Regions from separate parts of the Mus musculus genome. Here all the other regions are linked to region 3. Evidence: chromatin loops called from intact Hi-C (ENCODE). Cell type or tissue: heart. All regions are shown on one strand.

The links. A loop is a pair of places that touch in the nucleus more often than their neighbours do. Peaks named below come from ENCODE experiments on the same cell type or tissue, not always from the same donor. Only the 100,000 strongest peaks of a DNase experiment are listed, where the experiment ranks them.
Region 1: a loop joins it to region 3, with 4 times the contacts of the local background. A loop is called at or near these places in 2 of 42 quality-filtered maps.
Region 2: a loop joins it to region 3, with 9 times the contacts of the local background. A loop is called at or near these places in 16 of 42 quality-filtered maps.

Annotation. Positions count from the first base shown.
Region 1 is chr8:84,578,744-84,581,243 of GRCm38, forward strand. Cacna1a (calcium channel, voltage-dependent, P/Q type, alpha 1A subunit) reads left to right here. Exons shown (of 47, transcript NM_007578.3): 25 at 727-826; 26 at 1,320-1,480; 27 at 2,471-2,500. Among named protein-coding and RNA genes, the nearest start is that of Gm32854, 8.8 kb to the right of the region's middle. In heart, a CTCF peak has its summit at 1,074 (motif pointing right); no DNase peak of the experiment used is centred here; H3K4me3 peaks cover 411 bases; H3K27ac peaks cover 252 bases.
Region 2 is chr8:84,590,988-84,593,487 of GRCm38, forward strand. All of the region lies in intron 30 of Cacna1a (calcium channel, voltage-dependent, P/Q type, alpha 1A subunit), which reads left to right. Among named protein-coding and RNA genes, the nearest start is that of Gm32854, 3.5 kb to the left of the region's middle. In heart, no CTCF peak of the experiment used is centred here; a DNase peak (open chromatin) is centred at 1,294; H3K27ac peaks cover 471 bases.
Region 3 is chr8:84,812,258-84,814,757 of GRCm38, forward strand. No RefSeq gene overlaps it. Among named protein-coding and RNA genes, the nearest start is that of Dand5, 9.3 kb to the right of the region's middle. In heart, a CTCF peak has its summit at 993 (motif pointing left); DNase peaks (open chromatin) are centred at 994 and 1,970; H3K27me3 peaks cover 1,864 bases.

The DNA.
Region 1 (2,500 bases), 230 kb before region 3:
CAGCACCCTCTGGGACTTGAGCATGAAGCCAGCAGACAAACATGACTCTGGGATTTGTGTTTGGGCCCTGGGTGGGGGTGGGAGCCATTATCTTCAAGCTCTTGATGGCCTAGGTAGCTAAGAGCTCTGTGTCTTTGGAGTCTTCGTGGTTAAGTCCACAGGTCCTACTTTTTACCACCAAGGTAGGTAGGGACCTTGGAGACTGGAGCAGCAGCCGTGCCTGAGATCATGTTGGTATTTGAAAGGACTGGCCCCTAGTTACTTCTGTCCTTCAGCCTAGGGAACATGGGACTGGGGAAGCATTCTGAAGCCTTCAGAAGGAGGGTGGGTCTCATCTCACAGTTCACCAACCTCCCAGGCCTTTGATTTGCTACAAAGAGCAGTGGAAGCATTGGTGCAGACAGTTGCACACAGTGCTGCACACCTCCAATCCCAGAACTGAAGAGGAAGATGAAGGAAGAGCCAGCCATTGCTTCCTAGAAAGACTGTAAGACATTGTCTCAAAAGAACTAATTAAAAACAAAAATCCTCAGTGCAGAGGCAGGGTCTTCAACAAACTATGAGAACAGGATCCCTCAAAGTGATCAGGTTTCCAGGGCAAAACTAGACCATCCATCAGCCCATCAGGTCCAGCCAAGGGGGACCATGTGGGGTTGTGGGCCCCTCCTTCCCAGGCTGACTTCTGCTTTGTCTCTTCCCTTCCCCGACCCTAACATCCCTCAACAGTGGCAATAGCAAAGGAAAGGACATTAACACCATTAAGTCTCTCCGAGTCCTCCGGGTGCTACGACCTCTAAAGACCATCAAGCGGCTGCCAAAGCTGAAGGTGAGACTGGGGTCTGGAGAGAGGGTCCTGGAGCTGGCCACCCACAGACAAAAAAGGTTGTACAGTGCTCCATACACAACACTGAGAAACATAGTGGTGTGCACCTGGGACCCAGCACTCAGGGGCTGGGGAAAGACAACCCCAGGTCTGGTCAGCCTGGGTCCTTTGGGGACCCGTCTCAATACTATGTTGAAAGAGATGCTGACTGCCTCATAGACTTTATGTGTGGGTGTAGTTGCTATGTTTGTCCAGAAGGTGGCAGCAAAGGGGATTGGCTGGCAGACCCTGCCCCAGGTCAGGATTCCTTTTGCTAGGTCAGGGCGGAGAAAGGCAGAGCCGGAGCTATTTAAAACAAGCAGAGGGCTGGGATGTATCTCAGTTGGCAGAACTCTTGCCTAGTGTACCAGAAGCACTGGGTTCCATACCAATGTTTTCAGCTCACCCAACCCCACCACCACGCCCTCCCCGCCTCACACCCCTCCTCCTGCCGCAGGCCGTGTTTGACTGCGTGGTGAACTCGCTCAAGAACGTCTTCAACATCCTCATTGTGTACATGCTGTTCATGTTCATCTTCGCTGTGGTAGCCGTGCAGCTCTTCAAGGGCAAGTTCTTCCACTGCACGGACGAGTCCAAGGAGTTCGAGAGAGACTGTCGGTGGGTGGGACACGCGGCAGGGGAGGCGGGGTCCAGGGCCCACAGTCACACACTGAGGCAGAGCGGTAACTCCGGGTCAGCTTGGATTTTTAGAGTCAGGTGGGGTATACCTAGGAACCTCAGCACTCAGAAGGCTGAGGCAGGAGGATCACCCTGAGTTTTGAGACCAAGCTGGGTTAAGGAGTGAGCACTTGTCACACACACACACAAAAAAGTAAAATAAAATAAAAAGCGGTGCCAGCGATTGGGTGTGCTGGGTGTGCACAGCAGCAAGGCACAGGCCCAATCCCCTCCCCTCCCCGGCATGGAAAACAGTAACAAGGGAGACGTCTAAGACTGGGTGATGTGAGGCCCAGGAGGCTAAGATGTTAAGATGGGGAGCCCCAGCCCAGCCTGCCTCCCAGAGAAGCCCTGTGCCATAAAAGAAGAGCGAATGAGAAAGTTTGAGAACCTGGGTTTGCCCCTTCAGACCTGGTTAACGTTCTAGTCTCCCAGTGGCTTCGTCAAGGGGGTACTGACCACAGATCCATAGTCCCTCCTTGGGTTGTATCCAAGCTGCCCTGTTCAGATGCTCCCTGGACACAGTGGCACAGGCCTGTCACGCACTGCTTGGGACACTGAGGCAGGAAGAGTTTCTCCATCAGCCTGGGCTACTTCAGGAGGCCAGAGCTTCTCCATCAGCCTGGGCTACTTCAGGAGACCAGAGCTTCTCCATCAGCCTGGGCTACTTCAGGAGACCCTGCCATACCAAAAGGATCTTAGAGTCTTGGGTGGTATTTGAACTCACTACTTCCTGTTCTGAAAGGTGTAAGGACCCTGAAATAGGGTGTCCCCGTGTTTGCCTCTCCGTCCTGCCTGTGTCCCCCATACCTACACTCAAGCCAGGGTCTCGGCTCCCCCAGGGTCACTGCCGTGCACCCACCTCCAGGCAGCACACGTGGCCTTAGGGAGGTGGTGGCGCCCTGCTGACTAACCAGCTCTCTGTGACAGAGGCAAGTACCTCCTGTACGAGAAGAACGA
Region 2 (2,500 bases), 220 kb before region 3:
AGAAGGAGGGAAGAAGGAAGAGGAAAAGAAAGAGAGGAAGAAAGAGAGGAAAAGAAAGAAGAAATTAGCTATTTTATAGGATTTTAGAAGGCTCACAGGTACCTTGAAATTTAGCTTGTGTTAATGATTGTTTCAGAATGCTGATGGTTAGTCAAGCTGTGAGATGCACACTGGAAATTTAAGTCTTGAGAGGCTGAGGCAGTAGAATCAGGAGGAATTCAAGGCCAGCCTAGGCTCTATGAGACCCTGTCCCTCTAAAAAATACTATTATGCACAGTGGTGTGATGGCGTGGCTGTGCTCACCTTTAATCCCAGCACTCTGGAGACAGAGGAGGTGGATCTCTCTGAGTGTGAGACCAGCCTGGTCTGTATATTGAGCTCCAGACCAGCCAAGCAGCCAAAGCTACATAGGGAACCACTGTCTCTAAAAAAAAAAACAAACACAACCCCAGCAGCAGTGATGGGGGGAGCAGAAGGGAGGGGCTTCCGTACACAACCCAAGTCCCACTCCCTGAATGAAAAACAGAAAAGAAATAGAAAAGGAAAGGACATGACTTCTCCTAGATATGGCGGAAGAGAAAGTTTCTTGTAACTAAAAATCAGAGTATAACCGGGGGCAGAAATGCCTGGGGGAGTCCAGAGAGAATGTCGACAGACTGAGCCGGACCAAGTGAGGAGAGACAGAGAGGGAGAGCAAAAGACGCTGCTGACCAAGAGGGGCACCCTGGGCCAAGAGAGTAGACAGAGCAAAAGAGGACAGATAACCCAAATGGCTGGGTACAGGGAAGGGCAGCCTAACCCCTCTGAGTGGATACCAGATACCTTGGTGTCTTTGCACTCATTGGTACTTTTGAGAAAGCAGAGATGGAACACTGGCTTCCAGAACTAGGAAAAGACACCCTCTTCTCAGCCAGTCTTCCACTGTGTGAGGCTAACGCTTCATGCACCTTTACAGAGAGCATAAAGTTCTCCAGGTGACATTCAGATGACAGAAAGAGCCTGGGCTTGAGATCTGTGGCCAAACACCTAGAAGTTGTCTCCATTGGGGATTCCTCAGAAGCAGGGTCTGAGATGAGGACTGAATGCAAGGAATCTACCAGGAAGGTGACTCCCAAAGGGACCGGAGGGGAGACTCATCAGGGAAGGGACACTACTAGAACCATGGAGAATGCCTTAGCAATGCCACCAGCGGCTGCATTTCCACCGGAGGCCTCGAGGTGGCAGCAAAGTGTAGAGATCCCAGGGGAGGAAGGTGAAGTATTGGGCATCCCGCAGCTCTCAATCAAGAACTGCTGTCAGTCCCTGAGCCCAGGGAAAGTAAAGAAAGCCTGTGGTGACAATGCTGGGAAAGGTGGGTCCAGATACCAGAAGTGCCAGCGGGTCCCGATTTCCCTCCAGGCAGGGCTCACCAGCACTCACCTGTGGAGCACCTCCTGAACGTCAGACTCGTCAGACTCACGCTGCACATCGTCATTATCTGATGACCCAGGAGCTCCCAGCTCTGGGGCCTTCCCTGTAAGGCAGACAGACGGACTGCCTGGAGGTCAGAGTAAACACTGCTCACTTCTGTATGAGAGGCCCTCGAGATTTGAGGCTATGACTGTTGACAAAGAACAGGGGATAAGAGTGCCGCCTAATAATACTCTCTTGAGCCAGTTCAGAGCTTGGGGCGTGTGTCAGTCAGGAGAGAGGGCGGTAACAAGCATCCCCTGAGCTGTGGCTTTATCAACAGGCTTTTGTCTCAGTCTCCAGGGAGGTGTTTTGTCTCCTACTTACTTGGAGACCCAGCCACCGCTTGGAATGTCCAGTTCTATAAGGTCAGGGCCCGGAATATGGCTCAGTTTAGAAAGTGTTTGCTGTACACAAATGGGAACCTGAGCTTGGTCCCCAGTACCCACATCAAGCCACTCACAACTGCCTGGAACTCCAGCTGCAGGGGGTCAGACACGCACATATACACAGGATTCCATTTTTAAAAATCACATAAAAGCCAAGCATGGTGGTACGCATCTGTAATTCCACCAGGGAGGCAGAGTCAGGAGGACCCTGCGTGGGGGCCTAACTGAATCAGTGAGGGCCAGGTGAGTGGGAGACCCTGTCTCAAAAAAACAAGATGGTTGTCTCATGAGGAATGACTCCTGAAGTTGACCTCTAGCCTTCAACCCCATGTGGACATGTATATGCAACAGAGACAGACAGACAGACAGACAGACAGACAGACAGACAGACAGACAGAGAAGCAGAGACAGACAGAGTGGGAGAGAGCCTGTGTGTGTGTGTGTGTGTGTGTGTGTGTGTGTGTGTGTGTGTAAGTGTGGGTGTGTGGTGTATGGTGGGTGTGTGGTGTGGGTGTGGTGTGGGTGTGGTGTGGGTGTGGGTGTGTGTTTAGAGGGCCTCCCGTTGGCCAGCAGCAGTAGCTTTGCTCACAGCCCCTTCAGCAGCCTTGAAGCCCCTGGTGCAATGTCCTCTCTTGCCCTTCTCACCAATACCAGGAAATAGA
Region 3 (2,500 bases):
AAACAGTGAGGGATATGAAAGAGAATAGGTTTGAACAGGAAAGCACCAAGACTCGGGGGCGAGGGGTCACTGTGCTCCTTGATGTGCCTGGCAATAGGATGAGGTAGGGGTGGGACCACAAGTTAGATGAAGCCAGGTTCAGAGAGAGACTGGTGGGTCTACTCATGGGTTGACAGATGTAGAGCCAGATGTATCCAGACACAGGGAATGTCCCGAGAAAGGCTGAGAGATTCAATGCTGATTCCTGCTCCAAGTCTCTAGTCACCACTGCCCTGTCGCCTATTCACTGACTCAACTTGATACTCTCAGAATGTCCCCCTTGTCCTGCTAAGAAGATATCATTCATGCAGAGGCACAGCCTTTCCATATACTGCTCCTGACACTCCTGCATGCCTTCCTCCAGGGACACACGTTATAGCCCTTATGGTCCTTATGGGCATAGCGATGCAATCATAGACACAGCATGACATAGCACAGGGACTCCTACGCCCTGTCAGAGTAATGTCTCACAGACACAGTCCTGGAGAACACACTGGACCTCGTGGACCTCATCAGAATCATCCAATGATAGTTAAAATCATACCTTGTAGCTAAGGCACAGTGGTGTACATCTTTAAGCCCAGGACTCTGAAGGCAGGTAGGTGTCTGTGAGTTCCAAGATAGCCAGGGCTACCTAGATACTGTCTCAAAAACCAACAAAACAACAACCAAACCTTTAGAGGTTACAGGGACTGCTGTCACAAGGGGCCCTCCATAGCCTTTTCAAATGTTTAACATCTTACACTGTGTGTCTGAGAGTCCCTTTTGTAGGCCTATGGAGGCAGCGGGCCCACTATTCAGAGTTGAATTGTGAGAGCTGAGAGACATCAGTCCTCAGGTGAGAAGCATAAGAAAGTTACTCTCAGTCCCCCTCAAAAAGTTGGGTGATACCAGTACTTTTAGCCCCACAGCTAGATCAGTCTAGGTGAAATCTAGATCAAGGGCGGCCCCTGGTGGTCAAATGGCGCCTCTACACCTATCCTTAGGGGTTGTGGTTGAAGGCTTAATTATAGAAACCCCAGGCAGAGAGACGGGTCCTGGATGAGCACAGAGATAAGAGCCCAGAAGTAAGAACCCAGACCCAGAACTCAGCTTTTGTAATCCATGTCCTCGAACTCATAATTACAGTATAGGTTCTGGGGGTCAGGGTCAGAATGTTCAGTACAGCAGCTGCTTAGATTTCTCACTGAGATTCTGAAGACAGAGCTAGGCAACAGAGCTTTTATCTAGTATGTGCAGGTTCCGTCTCCAGCCTCAGGAAGAAGAAAAGACTCTAGACTCCAAAAATCCTGGGATGTAGAAGATTAGATCCAAGAATGCAGGACACAGATTCTAAAACCCAGTTTCAAATTCCAGAATTAGGGTATCCAAAAGGTCTAGATTCCATTGTTCAAAATTGGAATCCTGACGTGAGAATACAGCTCCAGAACAGAGAAACCCAAAACAGGCCTGCAATATCCGGGAGTCCTGGGTCTTTGTTAGAACTCTCTGGATCAGAGCTGGGCTCGTAAGAGCAGGCACAGACTGAAGGGGAAGGAGAGAATCTGGGGTGAATATCTACAGCCTCTGCCAGCTGCTGCTTCTACACACACACACACACACACACACACACACACACACACACACACACACACACTGAAGTGATCTTTCACACAGATTGTAGATTCATACCTCCACCACACATACAGTCTACAACTGTAAGAGATTCAGCACTGATGCCGTCTGACGCACACCCACAGTCACGCACACTACAAGAACTCACACCTTATCACACACTGTCATCCAAAGACAAGTGAAGAGTGCAGAGAAGCTGGGTGGCTACACAGCCCCTGGGAGCCAGGGATGGGGCTCACTGTGCACCACACCTCTCTTAGCATACCCATAGACATGCTTGCCTGGGTACCCATACAATATCATTGCCATTTCTCTCCATCCACCCCACCAAACCTTCAGACACACAGCCACCACTCAGAAACAAACCCTGAGATTTCCAATCCTGTGCCCAGTCACACTAGGAAGAAAAGCAAAGGAGGCTGGGATGAGTATGTGTATACTCATATTGTGTGAGAACACACAAACGCATGCGCACACACGCGCGCGCGCGCACACACACAAACACACACACACACACACACACAGTGCAGAGAAGCTCCCTGCCTTGGCAGCTACACAGCCCCTGGGAACCAGACCCCAGGGATGGGGCTCACCGTGCACCCCCTTATCCACCCCAGCCCTCCCCTGCCTGGCCGGCTGGCGAGCTTTAATACAGATGCCAAACTCATAATTGTAACTGAGGGTGACAGGGTCACCTTGAGCCCCAGATGCTCGCACGATGACAGATGGCGTTGGCAAACCTGATTAGCGGCCCCCGGTGCCAGAGCCTGTGGCACCTGCCTCCCCGCCCCTCCCCCACTCCCCCAGCACTCATTACCCACCCATTACTGGGCCTGGGGGGCAGCAG